2 separate regions of the Homo sapiens genome follow, and region 1 is linked to region 2. A link is a contact called in ENCODE Hi-C or POLR2A ChIA-PET data. All regions are on one chromosome and are shown on one strand. Each heading gives the region's core, a stretch centred on a gene start or an enhancer-like site at or near the end of the contact. The rest is flanking DNA. Distances are from core to core; before and after follow the strand shown.

Region 1 (6,510 bases), core at 2,689-5,188, 81 kb before region 2:
TGCAGCTCTCGGACTCGGCCTTGACTCATACCCACCCTAGTCTCAGCATCATCCACCCCGGTTACTGACTGCTTGCCTGCTCTGTTCTGCACACATTCTCAGCGTGGCTTCTCTGCTCAGTGACTCAGTCATTCTTTCTATGTATTCATCTATGAATATTTTACTCTTCCATCAAGGCCCTGCCTCTATCCCACCTTTTCTAAGAGGTCACAGTGACTCGTTGAAGTGGGATGAATGTGTCCATTCCTGGCAATCCTAACGAGTGGGTCTATGTCATTACAAGAAACCACCACCACCACCATACTATCAACTGATTATAGCATCGATTTGTTTTCATTCTAGAAAAATTAGAATAAGGAAACTTTTTTAAAAAAACAAATCCAGAAATAGACAATGTTAACATTTGGGTACATATTCTTCCTAGTTTTGAATTCTGGTTTTGAATTTTTTTTAGATACGATGAAAATTATACTGAATATATTACTTTGAAATGTGCTTTTTCTAACTGAATATATTATCAGCATTTCCCATATCTTTAAATATTCTTCAAAAATTATCAATGGTTGCATAAAATCTCTCCTAGTATAGGTGTAATTTAATCGATTTCCAATTATTGAATGAGAATTTAAGAAATTTTCTTGTTTACCCGCAGTACATCGCGTATAGTAAGTACTGAAAAGTCATTTGAATTGGGGTTTTATTATTAGTATAATAAAATAAAAATAGGCAAATCCTGTCCTGAATTTACATGATCATTCAGATAGCAAATACATTATTTAAACAGAAAAAAATTGTTTTCAGCTTGTGTAATATAAATTTGTAAATTTGTGTCAATTAAAAGTCAGTTACACCTGAAAAAACTACTGCTTTCCCCACCCCATGAGGGCCATTCCTTCTCCCAAAGACTGAAATTCATGATTAGGGCAGTGATTTGAAAAACAAAGCAAAACTAAACTAAACTAAAAACAATATCTTAAATCTAAAGGGAGATTGTATATTCAGGAACATTAGTATCATCTAATCTGAAAATGTGTGTAAAATCTTACTTCACCTTTTCTTCATTTCCTTTTCTTCAGCAGTGTCTCTTCACATTAAAATATATTGAAATTTTTTCAGTAGGTAAAAGCCAGTTACAAATATGATTTATATGCTTGCCCATAGTAAAGTGACTTTTCAGTAGCCCTAGGTAATATCTCGCCAGCCCAAGCATGATGATTTGAGGGAGGAGGGAGAGAAAAGGGAAAGGGACTGAGTGGGACTAAGGCTTGCCCAGTGCCCAGGAGGGCAGGAAAGGGTGGAGTAACAATGGAGGATCAACAACTGGACAAAAGGCACGTCTCACAAGGCTTGATAGCAGGCTCCAGTGCAATCCAGGTAGAGGGGGAGGCCAAAAATACGAAGAAACACCATCAAAAGAATTGCGAGGGAAAAGAGAGTTACTCCAAAATTTTACATATGGCCAATCTGTCATCTGTGTGCAAGCGTAACACATGCAAAGGCTAGGAAACACTCCCTACAGGTGTTCTCAAAAACAACTTGGGCTGGGCGCGGTGGCTCACGTCTGTAATCCCAACACTTTGGGAGGCCAAGGTGGGTGGATCATGAGGTCAGGAGATCGAGACCAGCCTGGCTAACACGGTAAAACCCCATCTCTACTAAAAAAAAGACCCAACTATATGCTGTCTATAGGAGATAGTTTAGATCCAAAGTTACAAATAGACTGGAATTAAAGGACAGGAAAAATATGTCATGTAAACAGTAAACCATAAGAAAGCTGGAGTGGCTGTACTAATATCAGACAAAGTAGACTTTAAAACAAAAAATGGTACCAGAGATAAAGTGGGACATTTTATAATGATCAAAGGGTAATTCCTTAGGAAGATACAATGATAAACAGGTATGTGCCTAACAGAGCCCTGAAATACATAAAGCAAAAATTGACAGAATTGGTAAGAGAAATGCACAATTAAACTAAACTATCACAACTATAGTTGGAGACCTTAGTGCCCCACTTTGAATAATGGATAGAACAACTAGGCAGAAGATCAACATGGAAACAGAAGACTTGAACATTATAAGCCAATTAGACCTAAAAAATCAACAGAACACATCACTCAACACAGCAGAATACACTCTCTTTTCAGTGCATGTGGAAGTCTCCAGGATAGACCGTATACTAGACCATAAAACAAACTTCAGTAAATTTAAAAGGACTGAACTCATACAAGGCAAGTTCTCCGACAACAATGGAATAGAATTAGAAATTCAGGCAATTTATAAATATGTGGAAATTAAACAACACACACAAATAACCAATGGGTTTAAGAGGAAATCACAAGGGAGAGTAGAAAATAATTTGAGATGATTAGAAATGAAGATACAACATACCAAAACTTAAGTGACACAGCTAAGGCTGTGCTACCTAAAGAGAAGTGTATAGCTGTAAATGCATATATTAAAAAAGAAAAAGATTTCGCATCAATAACTTAACCTTCCACCTGAAGACAGCGGAACAAAAAAAGCAAGTCAAACCTAAATTAATTAATTAACCTAAATTAATTAACTAATGAACTAGAGAATAGAAAAATAACAGAGAAACTGAACAAAACCAAAAGTTGGCTCTTTGAAAGGATCAACAAAATTGACAAAACTTTAGCTAAACTGGCCAAACAAAAAAGAAAGAAGACTGACTGAATTCCCCTGATATTGAAAAATATCGTAAGCATTGCTTTGTCAAAACGTTTCCCAGGTCTTCCCTTTGCTCCAGGAAGGTACGGGTTCTAGAGAGACTTTAGCCATTCCTGTGTACCTTTTCACAGCAGAAGGTTGAAAACTTGTTCTTCAATAGTTTTACACATGTGGTGGCTACTAGTTCCTGGAATAGCAAAGCAATTGCTACCTCCATGCCTTTTCAGTTGCTTTAGATAAGACCTGTTTTGCACCTGAGAAAACAGAAAGATCAGAGCAGCTTTTTTGTGTGTTTTGTTTACACAGTGTTGTTGTATTTTCATTTGCTCTAGACTTCAAGGCAGATGCAAAAGAAAATGAAAAACAACTTAGGTTCAGTAGAGTGGTCAAGTGATCCTACTCCTTTGGGGAAGGATATGCCACAGACTCCTGGAAGGCTGGAGATGTTGGGGCTCAGAAAGCAATACCCCAAAATAGGGTGCTTTGACATGCTGAAGTGAGGCAGAAGCCTCAGGGTCTCTCTGACCTTCCTCCACACCCCTCATTTCTCTGTCTCTCCCAAAGCACAGAATCAAGTTGTTCTCTGGAGTTCCTTCTATCTGCCAGCCCCCAAACTTTTAATGTGGAAGTTACAAGAGGGTAACTTCCAAAGGGTAACATCCAAAAGGTTGCAAAATAAGGGAATAGAACAAAAAAAGAGGAAGACAGAAATGCCAAAGAAGGAAACAATCACTTCTGGTCACTCCCCTGTGTTTTCATTAACTGAACTCATATCGCGTAAAGAAAGCCTGAATTCAGTCAACACACCTGGACAGAATTTTGTCACAAACCATTGTCTGCCCAACAGACTTTGTCCCAATCCATTGTATGTTCTTCAGGCCCATCAAATTCCCTAAAAATCATCTACTACCTCCCTAAAATCATCCACACTTCCCCTCTCCCTTTCCTCTAAAAAATAAGATATATAAACATCTGTACCCCATTAGGATACTGGGTAATCGCTTTGTGATTTTCCTCCCATGCACGCTAATCATTTGTATGGCTTTTCCCCTATTAATTTGCCTTTGTTTCAAGAAACAAAGGGTAAGTTTTCCCTTGTCCCCTACAGAGAAAATACAAGGGCTGCAGAGAAGTTACTCAGAGTGTGACATGGTACCTGGGCAACAAACAATGCCCCCTCCCTCCCCGTCAAGATGGAACCAGGCCACTGGATTCTATTGCCAGCTCTGTGACCCAGAGTGAGTCACCTTACCTTTTAAGCTTTAGTCATCTCATTTATGAGACAAAGTGGTCATTAAGTGATATCATTTTTTTTCTAGTTCCTACCACCTTTTACCCAGTCCTACAATGGGAAATTCAGGAGCCATAATCCTTGGAGCACTCCCACCCCAACCCCCAGTACAACCTGTAGACTTACTTCTCAATAAATCTACTTCTTTTATTTTGAGTTTTTGGTAACTTTATTTTCTAAAACTCTACACAACAAATATGTTTTCTTTGACATCTCCACTTCCTTTAAAAAGAAATAGAGCCTGGGCGAGGTGGCTCACCCCTGTAATCCCAGCACTTTGGGAGGCCAAGGTGGGTGGATCACCTGAGGTCATGAGTTCGAGACCAGCCTGGCCAACATGGTGAGACCCCGTCTCTACTGAAATACAAAAATTAGCTGGGCGTAGTGGTGGCATGCACCTGTAATCCCAGCTACTCGGGAGGCTGAGGCAGGAGAATCGCTTGAACCCAGGAGGCGGAGGTTGCAGAGGAGCCAAGATCGCGCCACTATACTCCAGCCTGGGTGACAGAGCAAGACTCCATCTCTAAAATACAATACAATACAATACAATACAATACAATACAATACAATACAATACAATACAATACAATGCAATGCAATGCAATAATCTTACTTCACACAAACTTCCTCAAGTACCCAAAACTAGACCAATTCTCCCTGTCAGATCCTCTCAATAATATCTTGTACTTCCTTCATGAGAAAGGATCAAGGTAAGGCCAGGAATGACAAACCCTTCTACCCCATGGCAGATGTCACTTACTGACAACAGCCCCAATGCTGCCCCCAATCCTCTTCCATCCAGTGTTCCAAGTGGCCACTATAGATTGACTAGGGCAATGGTTTTGTTACTTGGGCCAACCCGTTCCTTAAATCTTCAATATCCTAAATTTTCCAATCTCCTTAAGTAGATTGCATTGTTACTCTCCAAAGCCACTTGCATACATCTAAACCAAATCTGCATTACAATTTCAATCCATTTCCTGGAAATGACTGTGCTTTGCTGAGTATCTAGAGAGCTGAGAACAGCCTAGTGGCCTAAAAAAAAAAAAAGTACAAGTAAATCTTAAAACACGGATTATGATTTTATGAAAGCAGAGAAGAGCACTAAGGAATAATTCATAAGCTATGGTTCAACTATGGTAATAGGATCGTTTACTTCACCACACAAACTTTCATCTTATTACTTTGCTGTTAGTCCACACGATGTCTTCAGAGTGCAGAACACGAAGACACATCTAATGTGCTTCAACTACAACGTGAATGGTTAACGCCTCCCAAACAAATTTATGATGTACCAAAAGTTGTCTTAAGACTTTCTGCACAATAGCTCATTTAATCCTCGTTAATTTAATACTCACTAATAGGTCAGTGTAATTATGATCACCTCCCTTGTACAGATGAGGAAACTGAGGCACCGACAAAGCAGAAGACCAAAATGACGAGAATTTCAGGCATGCTAGAATTTAGAAAGCTTACTTCCCTCAAACTTTTTTTTTTTTTTGAGACAGAGTTTTGCTCTTGTTGCCCAGGCTGGAGTGCAATGGCACAGTCTTGGCTCACTGCAACCTCCACCTCCCACGTTCGAGCAATTCTCCTGCTTCAGCCTCCCAAGTAGCTGGGATTACAGGCTCCCACCACCACATCCCGGCTCATTTTTGTATTTTTAGTAGAGACAGGATTTCACCATGTTGGCCAGGCTGGTCTTGAACTCCTGACCTCAGGCAATCTGCCCGCCTTGGCCTCTCAAATTGCTGGAATTACAGGCGTGAGCCACCGCACCCAGCCAGCCCCCAAACTTTTAATGTGGAAGTTACAAGAGGGTAACTTCCAAAGGGTAACATCCAAAAGGTTGCAAAATAAGGGAATGGAACAAAAAAGAGGAAGAAATAAATTTAATAAAATGTTGAGACAAGGCAGCGAAGGAGACAGGACAGGCTGGTAGATTGGAGCCAGATGACGATGGCTGAGAAGTAAGGAGATGTCATATAACCCGGAGTGCATCTACAGCACTAGGTGATGAAAGTGTATTTTTGGGGTCTATATGAAAAAGAAAGCAAGAAGGAATTCCAGGATAACACAAAAGGAATAGTCGATGGTAAATAAGAAAAGAGAATTCACTCGAACTGCGATGCATGAAATGCTATCCTCTAGGTGGCCTGTGGATTGTGGCATTGGTCCTATAGAGAAAGTAATAATATGACATTAGCACCTAGACCTGCAGTGGGCAATGTTTACACAGCGACAATAAATGTTGTTTACTGGTGTCCAACATTCAGAAATAAGCTAAAGATATTAAGATTAGAAAATGGAATAAATGGAATGTAACAGTTAAGAATCTTTCTTTTGGCCAGGTGCAGTGGCTCACGTCTTTAATTCCAGCACTTTGGGAGGCAGAGATGGGAGGACTGCTTGAGCCCAGGAGTTTGAGACCAGCCTGGGCAATATAGAGAGACCCCTGTCTCCACTTAAAAAAAAAAAAAATTTTGTCAAGTGTGGTGGTGTGCGCGCCTGCGGTCCCAGCTACTCGGGAG
Region 2 (6,815 bases), core at 1-2,500:
TTTCCTTGGGGGCTTTTAAAATCAATCTGCCACAAAAAGCTTCCGAACAAGTTAATAACGCAGACGTGCTGACTCACACTCCCCAGCAAGCACTCCTCCATGAAGAATCAATGGACTTTGTTCAACATATCAAAACAGTTAGCAGTTGAGCCGTAATGCAATTAAAACACAGCTCTTCCTTACCCAACTCTTCCTCATGTTAAAAAAAAAAAAATGCTAGCATACTGAACTCTTGGGAGTTACAGAATCAAAATCTCAGATGAGTCTGTTAGAGCTGAACTAACATTTACTAAGTGTATATCACACCAAAGACACTGAGGCACGTACATACACTACCCTGCAAACTAGACATTGTTTGAGTAAGCTAGACCGGCGTGGTAGCTCACGACTTTTATTCCCAGCACTTTGGGAGGCTGAGGTGGGCAGATCACGTGAGGTCAGGAGTTCGAGACCAGCCTGGCCAACATGGTGAAACCCATCCCTACTAAAAATACAAAAATTAGCCGAGTGTAGTAGTCTAATCCCAGCTACGCAGGAGGCTGAGGCAGGAGAATCTCTTGAACCTGGGAGGTAGAGGTTGCAGTGAGCCGAGATCACACCACCGTGCTCCAGCCTGGGTGACAGAGCAAGACTCTGTCTCAAAAAAAAGAAAAAAAGAAAGACAGTGAGCAAGCTAGGGCTGGGCAGGTGGGTGTGGTGGCTCACACCTGTATGTACTCAGGAGGCCAAGGCAAGAGGATGGCTTGAGCCCAGGAGCTCAAGACCAGCCTAGGCAACATAGCAAGACCTCATCTCTATTTTAAAAAATAAATAATGAGGAAATTGAAGCTTAGAGAGTTGAAATGACTTGTCCACGGCCTAATAAGACAAAATTGGGATTCAAACTCAGTCTGTCTCCAAATCTCTGTCTCTCCATATGCCACTCACCTCCAACTCTATGCAATGGTAAGTAGACAATGTCAAAGGAATGTATTAATAGCCTTCCTTCCTCCTAGGATGGGCCTGGGAACATGCTGTTTTGTTTTTCCCTCTGCCCCTCCTTTTAGTCATTGGAAGCGTATGTTGGCACATCCTTCTTTCAGATGATGTGGTTTAAGCCTTCTTGGGTACAGTCACAATTGAGTCATACTTCCTGCAAGTCACACCAGCTCACCTTGCCTGAGTTCTAAGGGTTCACAGATTCTTGGCTCATCTCGCACTGTAAATTTCAACTTCAATTCGAGGTCATTTCCTGTTGGCCTCATGTGTCACCTACATGCATAATTTGCCTCTCAATGTTATTCCTGGAAGGTCTCTCATTGCCTTGGCTGTGTTAGAGGGTGAGTCCCATCAAGGAAGGATTTGGTGGCTTATTCGCCGCTGTATTCCCAGAACTTGATAAATATTTACTAAATAAACAGATTCTGCATCTTTGCCACATTTCTAGGAGGTAAGGAAACTAAGACACAGGAAAATTAAGGTTGCTTTTCTATGACCACACAAGAATGAGGCTTCCTGGAATTGGATGTGAGAACAGCCATAACTGGGGTGAGGGTACCCATCTGACACAGCAACCCAGCCTTCCCAACACCACACCGTGAAGACTTTAGAATAACAAAAATGGGTTTCAAAAGTTACCATTCTAGCCTGGTACAGTGGCTCACACCTGCAATCCCAGCACTTTGGGAGGCCGAGGCAGGTGGATCACCTGAGGTCAGGAGTTCAAGACCAGCCTGGGCAACATGGTAAAACCCCATCTCTAGTAAAAATACACAAATTAGCCAGGCGTGGTGATGAGTGCCTGTAATCCCAGCTACTCAGGAGGCTGAGGCAGGAGAATCGCTTGAACCCAGGAGGCAGAGGTTGCAGTGAGCTGAGATCACACCATTGCACTCCAGCCTGGGTGACAAGAGCGAAACACCATCTCAAAAATAAATAAATAAATAAAAGTTACCGTTCTCTGTTTTCAAGTCTTTGGCACCAAGACAAAAGACATCCGTCTTCTATATGAGCTGTATGTGTGAATGACTCCAACAGGGAGTGAAAAACTAACAGTTCCTGCTCCACCTGCCAAGTTCTCACTAGCACCATCAAGAAGAAAGCTTTCTCTCAGCCTACCTGGAAGGAAGGAAGCCAGGGTGGAATGCGCAGAGATCTCCTGAAATGTCATCTTCCCTTCTGCACCCAGAAGGACCCTAAAGATCCCCCAAAAGAGACTGGAGCCCAGTATATTCTAGCTAACATGATGGATAATGTATCATTCATGGCTGGTGAAATTCTAAGTAGCTTCATAGTGAATTCTGCCCCCACATTAGACATTCCTGACTTTGCTTCCATCACATATAGTTAGTATGAGTAAAGGGCTATTGATTGATCAGAAGAAACACTGGAAAGTAAGTCTGAGTGCCAAAACACTAAGTGCTTCTACAACGAGAAAATATACACAAGTCAGGAAATGCAATGGAAATAAAAACACAAGTAGAAAACAGAAGTGAGGCCGGGCGCAGTGGCTCACGCCTGTAATCCCAGCACTTTGGGAGGCTGAGGCGGGCAGTTTACTTGAGGCCAGGAGTTCAAGACCAGCCTGGCCAACATAGCAAAACCCCGTCTCTACTAAAAATATAAAAATCAGCCAGGCGTGGTGGTGGATGACTGTAATCCCAGCTGCTTAGGAGGGTGAGTGAGAGGCTCGCTTGACCCAAGGAGGTGGAGGTTGCAGTGAGCCGAGATAGCGCCACCGAGCTCCAGCCTGGCAACAGAGAAAGACTCAAGAAAGAAAAAAAGAAAGAAAAGAAAAGAGAAGAGAAGAGGAAGGAAGGAAGGAAGGGAGGGAGGGAGGGAGGGGAGGGAGGAAGGAAGGAAGGAGAGAGAGAAAGAGAGAGAGAAAATAGAAGTGGCTAATTTCTGTACACCCCCAAGAATTTAGAAATTTGGTCACACATTGAGATTCTTTATTCCAGTGCTTCTTGCTGTACCCAGGGGCACTTAGTAATTCCTGAGAACCCTGCACTGGAGGTTTTCAAATCATAATTAATACAAAACTTGTCATGAAAAGACTCACTAATCACTGATCTATAAAATATATTCTCTTCCACAGAGTGCCTTTTTTAGCTTCACTCTGAAAAGCATTGCTTGTTTCTACCACCCCTCAGGGATCAAAGACGGACTCATGTCAGGTCCAAAATGCATGAAGCAAAATGAGACCATGATTTGTCTCTGATAACTTTGTGCTTTACGGATGGATAGACAGATGTGGATGGTTTTGAAACAAAGGGGTTCTGGTTTTCTCTCTCTCTCTCTTTTTTTTTTTGAGACAGGGTCTTGCTCTGGGTCTCCAGCCTCACTCAGGCTGGAGTGCAGCGGCACAGTCTCGGCTCACTGCAACTTCCACCTCCCGGGTTTAAGCAATTCTTCTGCCTCAGCCTCCCGAGTAGCTAGGATTACAGGTGCTTGCCACCATACCCGACTAATTTTTGTATTTTTAGTAGAGACGGGGTTTCGCCATGTTGGCCAAGCTGGTCTCGAACTCCTGACCTCAAGTTATCCGCCTGCGTCGGCCTCCCAAAGTGCTGGGATCATACGCTTGAGCCACTGCGCCTGGCCTCTTTAATTTATTTTTTCTAATGAGTTGGTCTATTCTGTAATTCAGGAAAAAGAGTGTCTTCCCTTTCTCGGAATTTTCCTGATACCCTACTTAAGGTCAAAACTAGAAAGTGTCCCAAGTAGGTAGGGAAGACGGGCCAGCTCTTACATTAAAGGAGGTACTGAACCCACCACACTTGAAGCAATGACGGAGAAGGATCCTCGAGCCTGGCACTGCAACTTGAAATGATGTTTCCTGGATAGAAATCTGTCTTAGTAGGAAATGCATCATGTCTGCGTCCTACTCCAGAAATAGGAAACTTCTAGAATCTGTGCCAGTGTGGTGGAACTGATGGAACCATTGGGAGAGCTTCCATTTCTCCACCACATGTACCTACTTTCCCCCTCACTCCCTGCTCCTGACTCTTTGCCAACCCCTGTTGCATCTTTCTGCTTTCTCATTTTTTTTTTTCTCCCTTCCTCCTTCTCCCCCAAGCATGCTTTTACTTATAGTTGAAAGCCACAGTCTCTGCTTAATACCACTGAATGTTAATCTGGACCAACAGGTTGCTGTCCTCTGCCCCTTACCTGGGGAGCTTTCATAAAAGTAACCAGTGGTAGCTTTGTAATATCAAGCCAAACCTAAGAAGCACAAAGTTCTCACAGGCTGAGTGATTTCTGAACACTACCCAAGTCATCACAAGTGTCCATTTTCTCTGGTCAAGCGCATTCATTTTCATCATGATTCTATTAAGCAAAATTCAGGCCCGGTGGGGTGGCTCACGGCCAGGCAGAGTGGCTCACGCCTGTAATCCCGGCAGTTTGGGAGGCCGAGGCAGGTGAATCACCTGAGGTCAGGAGTTCGAGACCAGCCTGGCCAACATGGTGAAACCCCATCCCTACTAAAAATACAAAAATTAGCCTGGCGTGATGGTGGGGGCCTGTAATTCCAGCTACTCGGGAGGCTGAGGCAGGAGAATAGCTAGAACCCAGGAGGTGGAGGTTGCAGTGAGCCGAGACAAGACATACCACTGCACTCCAGCCTGGGTGACAGAGCAAAACTCCATCTCAAAAAGAAAAAAAAAAATTCCTAATATGCCCCCATCCTCAGCTATTGATTTGTTCTTTTGCTTCCTTCCCCGCAACAACACAGTTTCACAGAACATGGAGAAATCTACCTACCTACCCAAAGAATGAAAACTGCGATTCCCTTGTGATAGGAACTTTTTGCATGAAACACTGAAATTCCATTTTCTCCCATTGTTTATCTTTGGGTCAGTATTTACTTACTAAGCAAAGTTAGAATATTCCATTTAAATGTAAAACTGTCTTCTCCCATGACTGGGAGAGCAGCACTGCCATAAGCAGACCAATTGAACAAGTTAGAAATTTGGTCTCCAATAAAAATAGGTATTGGGAGCTTTATATAGTCTCAAGGCAATAAGCAGATCTTAATCTACTGCCTAACCATCTCCTGAGAATAAAGTCATGTGCCTGGGAGCCTTAAAGATCCAAATCATCTGTTGGTAAAAGGATTTATGACATACATTTCCCAAGGAAAGAATATTTCAATACGCTGCCTTGTTCCATTGACTTTTTTTCTTCCAGACAGGGTCTTGCTCTGTCACCCAGGCTAGAGTACAGTGGCTGGACGTCCACTGCAGCCTGGACCTCCTGGGCTCAAGTGATCCTCCCATCTCAGCCTCCCAAGTAGGTGGGACTACAGATGTGTGCCACCACTCCCAGCTAATTTTTTTTATTTTTTGTAGAGACAGGGTCTCACCATGTTGTCCATGCTGGTCTCAAACTCCTGGGCTCAAGAGAACCTCCTGCCTCAGCCTCCCAAAGTGCTGGGATTACAGACAGGAGCCACCGCACCCAGCCCCCATTGACTTCAAGCAGTCAGAGCTCCCATGTCTGAGGGAAACCTTTTCAATGGTGCCAGCTGCAAAGGTGTGCTACTGGGAGGCAGCTGATTGAGAAATAACTTAAGAGCTGTGCAAATATAAATATGATGCACAGCAGAGAATATCAGAATTTTACAGAAAATACAAGAGATTCAATTCAGGCCTTTAAACACTACAGATCTGAAGGACAATGGAGAAGACTCAGGGAGGCTGGCAACCAAGAAATTATATGTAGGTTAAATTACCTCTGCCTCTCTTTCCTTGCTGACACCATGGTGGGCTCAAGAATCAAGAGGGTGCTGAATGTGGACCTGGTGTGGCTGCTCACACCTGTAATCTCAGCACTTTGGGAGGCCGAGGCAGGAGGATCGCTTGAGGCCAGGAGTTCGAGACCAGCCTGGGCAAACATAGCAAGACCTGTCTCTACAAAACAATGTAAAAAATTAGCCAAGCATGGTGGCATGTCCCTGTAGTCCTAGCTACTAGGCTGAGGCAGGAGGATCACTCAAGCCCAGGAGTTCAAGTCTTCAGTGAGCTATGATCATGCCACTGCACTCCAGCCTGGGTGACAAGAGCAAAACCATGTCTCAAAAAAAAATTTTTTTTAAGAGAATGCTGAATGTTGGCCGGGCGTGGTGGCTCACACTTGTAATCCCAGCACTTTGGGAGGCTGAGGCGGTCGGATCACCTGAGGTCGGGAGTTTTTGAGACCAGTCTGATCAACATGGAGAAACCCCGTCTCTACTAAAAATACAAAATTAGCCGGGCATGGTGGTGCATGCCTGTAATCCCAGCTACTCGGGAGGCTGAGGCAGGAGAATTGCTTGAACCTGGGAGGCAGAGGTTGCGGTGAGCCGAGATTGTGCCATTGCACTCCAGCCTGGGCAACAAGAGAGAAACTCCATCTCAAAAAAAGAAAAAAAGAGAGACAGAGAGAATGCTGAATGTTGTGAGCATTTCCTTTTAAGGGCACTGATTGTTGATATAAGTTGTTCTTGAATGGTGACATAGGTGCCAAGTTGCATAAAAGAGGAACGTGGTTCAGCAAAAATTGTACTTCTCAAATATGCCAGGAACCTATGCCAGTGCAACAGCATCCCTGCACCTGGGAACCAGGATAAGAGGTGGGGGCCAAGGGATGCAGGCAGAAATACGCTGCATCTGCCATCTGACAGTGGGTAAAATATACAATGCTCCATTGTAAATAAAATAGCAATACATGGGCTGGACACGGTGGCTCACGCTTATAATCCTAGCACTTTGGGAGGCTGAGGCGGGAGGATCATTTGAGGTCAGGTGTTCGAGACCAGCCTGGACAAAATGGTGGAATCCCATCTCTACTAAAAA

The links. Hi-C counts contacts between places; a loop is a spot of excess contacts on that map. ChIA-PET counts read pairs that join two places held with the same protein, here RNA polymerase II (POLR2A). Pooled maps may share reads with other maps.
Region 1: a loop to region 2 is called in a map of PC-3, with 5 times the contacts of the local background. The contact joins two enhancer-like sites. A Hi-C loop is called at or near these places in 1 of 168 maps with a recorded cell type or tissue (PC-3) and 1 of 50 pooled maps. POLR2A ChIA-PET finds 5 or more read pairs at or near these places in 5 of 52 experiments (A549, H1, HCT116 and 2 more).

Annotation. Positions count from the first base shown.
Region 1 is chr17:67,500,804-67,507,313 of GRCh38, reverse strand. The region is part of intron 1 of PITPNC1 (phosphatidylinositol transfer protein cytoplasmic 1); the gene reads right to left. Among named protein-coding and RNA genes, the nearest start is that of MIR548D2, 32 kb to the right of the region's middle. Within about 2 kb of position 3,938, at least 3 of the 41 ENCODE cell types and tissues checked have a DNase peak (open chromatin) inside an H3K27ac peak, as active enhancers do; they include HCT116, where a contact is called at or near this core.
Region 2 is chr17:67,416,391-67,423,205 of GRCh38, reverse strand. All of the region lies in intron 1 of PITPNC1 (phosphatidylinositol transfer protein cytoplasmic 1), which reads right to left. Among named protein-coding and RNA genes, the nearest start is that of PITPNC1, 43 kb to the right of the region's middle. RefSeq lists an enhancer at 593-1,792. Within about 2 kb of position 1,250, at least 15 of the 41 ENCODE cell types and tissues checked have a DNase peak (open chromatin) inside an H3K27ac peak, as active enhancers do; they include HCT116, where a contact is called at or near this core.